3 separate regions of the Homo sapiens genome follow, and regions 1 and 3 are each linked to region 2. Evidence: chromatin contacts called from ENCODE Hi-C or POLR2A ChIA-PET data. All regions are on one chromosome and are shown on one strand. Each heading gives the region's core, a stretch centred on a gene start or an enhancer-like site at or near the end of the contact. The rest is flanking DNA. Distances are from core to core; before and after follow the strand shown.

Region 1 (2,700 bases), core at 163-2,662, 2.7 Mb before region 2:
ATGAACTTTTACTTTACCTGCTAAAATCTGCAGGCAGTGTGAGCCTTAAAATATTTTAGAGAGAGAGAGAGAAGTATCTTAAAATTACATTGTTTATTTCTAAGAACAAACTCAAGAAAACCCTTTCCTTCAAATCCCGGAAGAGTGATTAGCTTGTCTCTAAGGTATGGCATTGGCTGGGCATGGTGGCTCATGCTTGTAATCTCAGCACTTCAGAAGGCCCAGGGAGGAGGATCACTTGAGCCCACGAGTTTGAGATCAGCCTGAGCAACATAGTGAGACCTTGTTTCTACAAAAAATATAAAAATTAGCTGGGCGTGGTGGCATGCAACTGTAGTTCTAGCTACTTGGGAGGCTGAGGCAGAAGGATCACTTGAGCCCAGGAGGTTGAAGCTACAGTGAGCCACGATTGCACCACTGCACACCAACCTGGGTGACAGAATGAGACCCTGTCTCCAAAAAGAAAAAGGAAGGAAGGAAGGAAGGGGAGGGAAGGAGGGAGAGAGAGAGGGAAAGAAAGAGAAAAATAAAAAGAAAGAAAAGAAAGAAATGACATCAGTGAACCTCCTCAAACCATAGCGAGGCTGTTAAGTTTGATTGGGGCTGACATCCATGAGTGGGTACAAGTTTATCTGGTGTGGTGCCCTGCATCCTATAACACTTAGTTGGTAAAATCTACTTAAACTTGAGAGGGAACATCTCAAAAGGGACAGCTGTGGAGTTGGGAAGGTGGAGCCCGCAGGTCCTCCCATCTTGCTTTGGTGATGAGGCAGAAAGTGGGGCTGAAAAACTGAGTCTGTTTTGGTTGTATATGAGGGCTCCTGAGCCATTTTATTTTTAAGCTCCAGTTAAACTTCTTTCTCCATCTCTCCTTACGAAGTCCTCCTTCTTCAGCCAGGTTCCACAGCAATTTGGGATTTCACAAAGCCCAGGGTTTGGGGTGACTGTCAAATTTTGCTATTCTGTCAGGAAGCCTTATCTTTTGAACTACATTTAAGTTGTATTTTAATCATTTTAGTTAATTCATTCAACAGATATTTATTGAAAGTCCATATGCCAGACATATGGGGATACAGCCAAAAACAGGAACACCTTTGTCCTTGTCCTGATAGGGCTAGCCTGGCTGGGGTTACCCCTAAGCTCAGATTTGAATTAGTTGCCAACTTTCAAGAACAGGAATTTTCACACAAAATGTGAATATCTGGCTTTTTTTGAAAAATTGGGAACCTGGCAATGGTGGGCCTCTGTTTCCACATGGCAGGAGCTGAGGCACAGCTCCTGTTTCCACATGGCAGGCCCCTCCCTGTAGGCTCACTGGTGCGCAAGTCCTCACCAGTCCCTTCTGACTCACACTTGGCCCGCTGGTATCTCCTCTGTGGGTGGAATTGCTGGTCTTCGTCTAATGCGTCATTTGCCACAGTTCTGTTTCTTTGTGACTCCTTTGTTTGCTCGTTTTCTTTTTATTGTTTCTGGTCTGGCTTTTTCTTCCTTGACTGGAGTCTTGCTCTCTGAGGCCCTCTTCAGCTCTAGCATTCGATGATTTGGAAACCACAGAGCTTAGTGCCTCACCTGTAGGTTTGGAGGTGTGCTTAACTCAGTTTGACTTTCTCATTTGCAACATCTGCTGTTCCAATGCTGTCTATAGATTGTATCCTGAGAAACCCTGCATCATGTCACTATCTTTAAGAGCCTTATGCCATGTAGCAAGCTAAATAAGAAACAATGGTTAAGAGCACTGATTCTGCAGTCAGATTGTCCAGGTTCAAATCTGGCTTCATTACTTAACATTGTTGTGCCTCAGTTTCCTCACCTGCAAAATAATAAGGTTAGAAATAAAACCTTCTTAATATGTTTTTAGGATTCTGATTTTTTTTTTTTTTTTTTTTTTTTTTCTGAGATGGAGTCTTGCTCTGTCACCCAGGCTGGAGTGCAGTGGCACAGTCTTGGCCACTGCAACCTCCACCTCCCGGGTTCAAGCGATTCTCCTGCCTCAGCCTCCCATGTAACTGGGATTACAGGCGAGTGCCACCACGCCCAGCTAATTTTGTATTTTTAGTAGAGACGGGGTTTCACCATGTTGGCCAGGCTGGTCTGGAACTCCTGACCTCAAGTGATCCACCTGCCTTGGCCTCCCAAAGTGCTGGGATTACAGGCATGAGCCACTGCTCCCAGTGGTGAGTACCTATTTATAGAGCCCTTGCAACAGTGCCTGGCACAGAGCCAGGGCCATACAAGTGTTAGATTAAGTAAAAAAAAAAAGTACCAGTCAATCTGAATCTCAGGCCCTGAGTAATAATTTGCAGAGGAATTTGTGCTGGGGGTTGAGAGTTCCTTTTCATTAACCCATAGTTAACGGTGACCAGATTTTCTAAATAAGAAATCAGGATACTTCATCTATAAAACTTGGGTTCCAGTTACAACTTCAGGCCATACAAAAAGAACTATTAAAATTGAGGTGTTGATGTTTTGTAGAAACACTGCAACAGAATATTTGAGATCAGACCTGTTTTTAGATATGTGATCACTCTATACATGTAGTGCTGATTAGGTATTAGGTACCCTCATATCTTTATTTAAAAAAAATTCAAAATTCTTCAAAACAAAAAAACCTTCAAAAATTATCTGGCTAGCATAGAAAATCTTTTTAGGCGATCACTGATAAAATTTTTTCCCTCCCTCCATCTCTCTTTGCTTTTAAAC
Region 2 (2,700 bases), core at 54-2,553:
ATCTTTAATGTTCAGATTAAGCAGTGTTCAGAATCATGATATCCTGAAGGAAGTTTGAATAATGTTGCAAAACAGAAAGGATTGCTAATATCTTAAATAGAGGAAGTCCTAACAACACATTTCCCAGTTTTCTTCAGGATCAAGACTAATTTTGTTAACATTTGTTGAACTTCTGCCTTCAATAAAGATGATATACTGATTTTTGGATGTTCTCACACTGAATTAGGCACTTGGGTAGACTTGTACCCATTGAGAGGTTATGCAAGCTCAAATGTGGAAAGTTTTTCTAGAAGAGCCTGCCTTTCAGGGCCAAAATGCCACAGGCACAGCATAACTTCCTGAAACAAATTTATTTCCTAAGACATTGGTTGCAGAGTAGAAATGTGTTCTTTAGAAACAGTTCTTCAGGCTTTCTGCCCTAAAAGTTACAATGTTGTCAGCAAGGTGGTTGATTTTACTTTCTTTTTGTTCCATCACAGTTTACCAGCATTACATATGCAGGGTATTGAGCTAACTGTCTGGTCAGGTGCTCCTTGTGGGGGCCACTTGCTCTAGATCCTATATAGACCAACACTCTTAGTCTTTATATCCAGAACCCAAGTGAAGCTTCAAAGGTTACTGGGAGGGTTGAAGAGGTGCTGAAATCAACACTTCCCTTAATGGAGGTCAGCACTTCCCCAGTCCTGGGAGAGACACAGACTGTCAGAAGCATCTGACTTTGCTTCATTCAAAAGGGAGTTTGAGGTATATATAGCAGACTTAAAAGTTATGAATAAAAATACCTTCTGTGATGAACAGAAGTTTCTCATTGATCACACTGACAAGAAACCTTTCGATGAACAGTCCGGGTAGAAGACATGTCACTCACTCTAAACAGTGTCTGTCTTCTTTCCTGGGCCTAACTGAACTTTGCAGAGTTCATTTGGGACATAAGGAAACAGAAGGTGTCAACTTGGCCCTTGTGCTCACTGGGAAAATGGGGAGAGACAGAACTCATTCAGGAGACCTGTAATTCTGTTCTTTCTCTGGGAGGCAAGAAGAAAGGTGAGTTTTGCATATGGGTGATGGAATGGAATAATCTCAGTTAAGCAGACCACACTTTACGTTCTAGTTAGCCTCTTGTTTGTTAAAAATTTGAATTGTAACCAGGTTCCTTTGCTGAGAAGGAAGGCACTAGGGCCCTGGAGTGAGATGATGGCTGTGTTATGTGACCACAGAAGGTGGTTACGTACTAATTTCCTCTAGGGCTTGTGATGAAGTCAGTAAACCACAGCCTTCAGCATGCTCTGCTCAGGCGGCAGCAGTGGCTTTTTGGAGGTGTCTCGGCCATGACACACATTTGACATGCCCTCCCTCAACCTACTTATAGACTATTTTTCTTGCTCTGCAGCATGGACCAAAGAGAAATTCTGCAGAAGTTCCTGGATGAGGCCCAAAGCAAGAAAATTACTAAAGAGGAGTTTGCCAATGAATTTCTGGTGAGTCCTGTATGTGACCCTCTCAGGGTAGTTACATACACTATTTAACTGACTATGGGGGTCCAATTTTCCGAGACCAAATTGCTCTTGGGATAAAGTAAATATGAGACCTTGGCGGGGAAGACAGAAAAAAAAAAGTTTGACTTCTCTGAGTGGTTTGCATGTATTTCAGGTATTCTCTCAAAATTACTGGTTTTAATATTTTGTTTGCTAGTTCTTTGGAGTTTGGTTAGGAATCCTACAGAAGACATATACAACTCCAGATGTAAAAACACTAATATTAATTGAACATCCAGATTTCCCCAGGTATCTAAGTTGTGGTTTATGCTTTATATTACTAATTTTAATTAATATTAAGAAGAAAGAGACCAATGTTAACTTTTCATGCAATATTACATTTTTAGCCTCCCCTCTGGGATTCTATTTGGTTGACAAAGGTTTTTGAAGAGCACCAAAACTACCCACTGCCACAGTTTTTTTTGTTGTTGTTGTTTGTTTTTTTAAGATTCAGAATCTTACTCTGTCACCCAGGCTGGAGTGCAGCAGTGCAACCACAGCTCACTGTAGCCTTGAACTCCTGGCCTCAAGTGATTCTCTTGCCTCAGCCTCCTGAGTAGCTGGGGCCACAGGTGTGTATCGCCATGCCTGGCTAATTTAAAAAAAAATTGTTTTTTTCTTTTTTGTAGATACGAGCCTTGCTTTTTTGCCCAGGCTTGTCTCGAACTCCTGGCTTCAAGCAATCCTCCCATCTTGCCTCCCAAAGTGCTGGGATTACAGGCATGAACCACTATGTCTGGCCATCATTTTTCTTTTCTTTTTCATATGAAAAATATATTATAACATGTGTTTTTTCAATAACAGGGCTTCCTTAACTTCTTTTGCTTGGAGAAGTGGAATGGCTAGGATGGAGAGTAGAGACAAGTGTAGGTCAAGGAGAGAAACATGAGTACAAGGTAGCTTCAGGTTGGGTGGATTAGATTACCCAGAAGAACAGTGAATCTCCTTTGAGAGAACTGTGATTATTGATGCAATGGCAGCTGGGTAGGCCTCATTCACCCTACAAGCTGAGATATCAGATAACATAGGGTGTCTAATAGTACCTATCATGTATTTTAGAATGCTTACAGCTGGCGTTTCAGAGATATAAGAATTTTAAACCTTAGCTCTTCAGTTGTGAAGAAATGGGTGGAAAGAGGGGAACTGAAGTACAAACCTGAAATTA
Region 3 (2,913 bases), core at 61-2,560, 2.5 Mb before region 2:
ACGATATTCCCACCACGCTCCGCGCCGCTCTCCAGCCCCAAGACCCCTCGTTTCCTTCAGGGACCGCCCTTTGGTGCTTCCGCGACGCTGGAAACCGGCAGAGATTCCTACCACCGTATTGCCTGCAGCCTCCAGTCCTTTTTCGGGTTTCTTGTACCCTGAGGCCCTGGTGGGTCTGCCTATCCTCCTTCAGGGCTCGTCCCTTCAAAAAAAATCTGCACGCCTCTCCCCACCATCGGATGACAACTCCAGTTGCCATCGGTGCATCCTGTGTTTACGGAAAGTGGCCCAAGAAAGCCCTCAAAAGTATACCTTAAAGGCCATCTTAGGGCAGTGAAGACACACCCTTTCTGGCACCAGCCCGCCCAGCCGGCTTCGCACTTAGAAGCAGCCAGTTTTTTCTTTGGGGGAGGGCGGCCGCCTCTGCGCGGAGCAAGCTAAGCCCCAGCGTCCCCAGGAGAAGGAGCCCCGAACCCGGAGGCTGCCCCCGCCGGAACCGGGGCCGCGGCGGGAACGGAGGCCCGGGAGGAGGCCCCGGCGGAGCGCCCCAGGGGAAGGGGAGGAGCGCGCCTTTCCTCAGGGCACGGAGGGCGGAGGGAAAAGGAAGGAGAAGGAGGTGACGGCGGTCGCAGGGAGGGGAGCCAGGCTCAGGGATGCCGGCTCAGTCCCGGGGCCGCCCCCGCTGCTGCAAGCCCCCTCCTCCCGGCCCCGAGGCTTCCCAAGCACCGCCTCTCGGAGCCCCCGGCCCGCTCGGCCTCCGGGGCGCGCAGCCCCCGCCCAGGGTCCGCCCACCCCCCTAAGCAATGCCGCGCTCCAGCCCCTCGGCGCTCCCTTCCCCCGCCCCCCGTTACTGCGCTCCCTCCATTTCCAAACTGCGTCGTCTTTTAAGCCGCGCGGCTCTGCCAGCCCACTCCACGCGGCGCCGCTTCCTCCTCCGCCGCCTCCCGCTGGCCGCGGTCGCCCTCCCGACTTCCTCCTCTTCCCCTCGAGGGCTCCCCGAGCCCCCTCCCCGGGCGCGCCGGACACTCACCCCCTTCCCCATGGTGGCGGTGCTCAGTGCCCGGCGCCGGGTCCTGTCGCTGGAGAATCAGAGAGAAAAGCACAGAGCAGCTCCCGGCCGAGCGAGCGGGACCAGGGGAGCCAAGTGGAGGGAGCTAGGGCTGCCGCGGGGCGGGAGGGTGGGAGGGCGGCCGGCGGCTCGGGCCGATGCCGCCGCCGCTGTTGCTGCCGCCGCCCGGGCTGCTACCGCTGTTGCCACGTGTCCGCCTCCTCCCGCCGCTGCTCTGCGCCCCAGACCCCGCCGCAGCTCCAGCCCGCGCCTCCTCCTCACTTCCTAAAATATGCAACCTGCGTGCTGGCCCCGCCCACGCCGCGAAACGTCACCGTTACCGGAGCAACCTGACACCGGCCGTGGGCCTGGCTCCGCCCCCTCCCGAAACCCCGCCCACGGGCCCGGACAGCGCCTGCTGCGGCCAGTCCTGGCTCCCGGCAGGAGGGCGCCCAGGTCTGGGACAAGCGTGTCCACCGTGTCCCGGGAGGGCTGCGGGGCGCTCCTGCTGGCTGAACAGCGGGGACTCGGCGGCCTTGGCCCTCCCACGCCCCTCCTCCCGCTGCCCTGCATGACCCGCCTACTATGTAGGGCCCAGGAGGTCCGCAGTGGGTGCGGTACGGTCTCGGAACTGGGCTCCCCCAGTCGCCGCCGACCCGGCACCAGAAGTCGTGGGCGGAACGGCTTTTCCAGCGCTTCGGCGATCTCCTCTGGGACTCAGGGATGCTGGAGGGGGCTGGCGCTCGGGTGTGATTGCAGCCAGCGCCTGACTGAGGGACTCCGCCCCTCTGTGGAATCCAGGCCCCGCGCCCACCTGCGGATGGCCTCCCCGGGCGCTTGGTGCTCTCAGAGTGCCTCCTGTGACTTGGGGTCCTCTTTATCCACTTCCCGCTCCGTCATAGCTGGAATCGATCTGAACTGGCATCGCCAGAAGTTTCAAGCGCCCTCCTCCCACCACCTCTCTTTCTTCGAGATTCCAAAATGAGAATCTGAAGGGCGACCAGCGAATTCATTCACGCTATTGTGTGAATGTAACCTGCTTGTCCAGTTTGGGGATTCTCTTTTTAGGGAAGAAAAACCTGAAACCCAAAGGAATGCGTATCCTTAGCTAGAGGAGCTAAATCAAGGGGGAGGCGTTTGAGGACTTGCCAGGTGCCTCTCCACGCCTCCACCTGTCACGGCAGCATCTCCAGCACAGCCTTGGGTTCTCTGGGGGGGCCCAGGAAACCACCACTCTCCCCGGAGATCCCTGGTTCCACTGCACTTTGGGGCTTCTCTGTCATTATAGCTTTTGCTTCTTAGCAAGAGGCTGCAATGGCTGAAGTTCTCCAACATTTTAAAAAACAAAGTATTATTAACAAGGTTTGCAGGAAGTCAAGTACTCTGGGAAAGGCCAGGATATTGACTTTCTAAGCAAAGGTTCCTAAGTTAAAGCCAACTCTATCAACTTCAAGTATTCATGTAGCATGAACAAACAAGGATATGAAACTGGAAAAAATGGAGAAGGAAGGAAAGAAAGGAAAAACTAGAAACTGTGTTGTCAGTTACATCATTAGGGTAATTCTCATCCCTTCTTACAAGATAGTTTCTTACACGAGTCTCTTCTCCTCAAGAATGTATTGTTAAAGGTTGATGTCTCCTACAGTGATCTAGAGACTTGGTTCAATCATTCTAGGCCATAGAGAGCAGAGGAATTGTAAATAGAATTCAAAACCCTGACTGCCTGGAGAAGAGCCCCCAAATTCAGAACAGAATTCCTTAGACTGTTAACAGAGGGTTACAGAGTGTTCGGGGATCCATCTCTAAGCTTCTAGAAAATGCTTTCTTTACATGCTTGATAGCCTCAGTTACTGTACTTTGTAAGA

What was found. A loop is a pair of places that touch in the nucleus more often than their neighbours do. ChIA-PET counts read pairs that join two places held with the same protein, here RNA polymerase II (POLR2A). Pooled maps may share reads with other maps.
Region 1: a pooled map shows a loop between it and region 2 (5-fold over the local background). The contact joins the enhancer-like site here to the promoter of PTPN22 in region 2. A Hi-C loop is called at or near these places in 2 of 37 single-sample maps with no recorded cell type and 4 of 50 pooled maps.
Region 3: a loop to region 2 is called in a map with no recorded cell type, with 9 times the contacts of the local background. The contact joins the promoter of ATP1A1 here to the promoter of PTPN22 in region 2. A Hi-C loop is called at or near these places in 1 of 37 single-sample maps with no recorded cell type and 6 of 50 pooled maps. POLR2A ChIA-PET finds 5 or more read pairs at or near these places in 1 of 52 experiments (A673).

What each region holds. Positions count from the first base shown.
Region 1 is chr1:116,555,448-116,558,147 of GRCh38, reverse strand. The region is part of intron 1 of CD58 (CD58 molecule); the gene reads left to right. It overlaps LOC105378925 (a long non-coding RNA gene), which reads right to left. Exons shown (of 3, transcript XR_947739.2): 3 at 1-2,700. Among named protein-coding and RNA genes, the nearest start is that of MIR548AC, 3.3 kb to the left of the region's middle. RefSeq lists enhancers at 1,247-1,541, 1,315-1,564. Within about 2 kb of position 1,412, at least 19 of the 41 ENCODE cell types and tissues checked have a DNase peak (open chromatin) inside an H3K27ac peak, as active enhancers do.
Region 2 is chr1:113,870,315-113,873,014 of GRCh38, reverse strand. It overlaps PTPN22 (protein tyrosine phosphatase non-receptor type 22), which reads left to right and starts at 1,303. Exons shown (of 21, transcript NM_015967.8): 1 at 1,303-1,478. The coding sequence starts at 1,392. All of the region lies in intron 3 of AP4B1-AS1 (AP4B1 antisense RNA 1), which reads right to left. RefSeq lists enhancers at 1,298-1,557, 2,116-2,165.
Region 3 is chr1:116,371,641-116,374,553 of GRCh38, reverse strand. ATP1A1 (ATPase Na+/K+ transporting subunit alpha 1) reads right to left here and starts at 1,310. Exons shown (of 23, transcript NM_000701.8): 1 at 1,031-1,310. The coding sequence starts at 1,042. RefSeq lists an enhancer at 1-53 and silencers at 424-723, 1,154-1,683.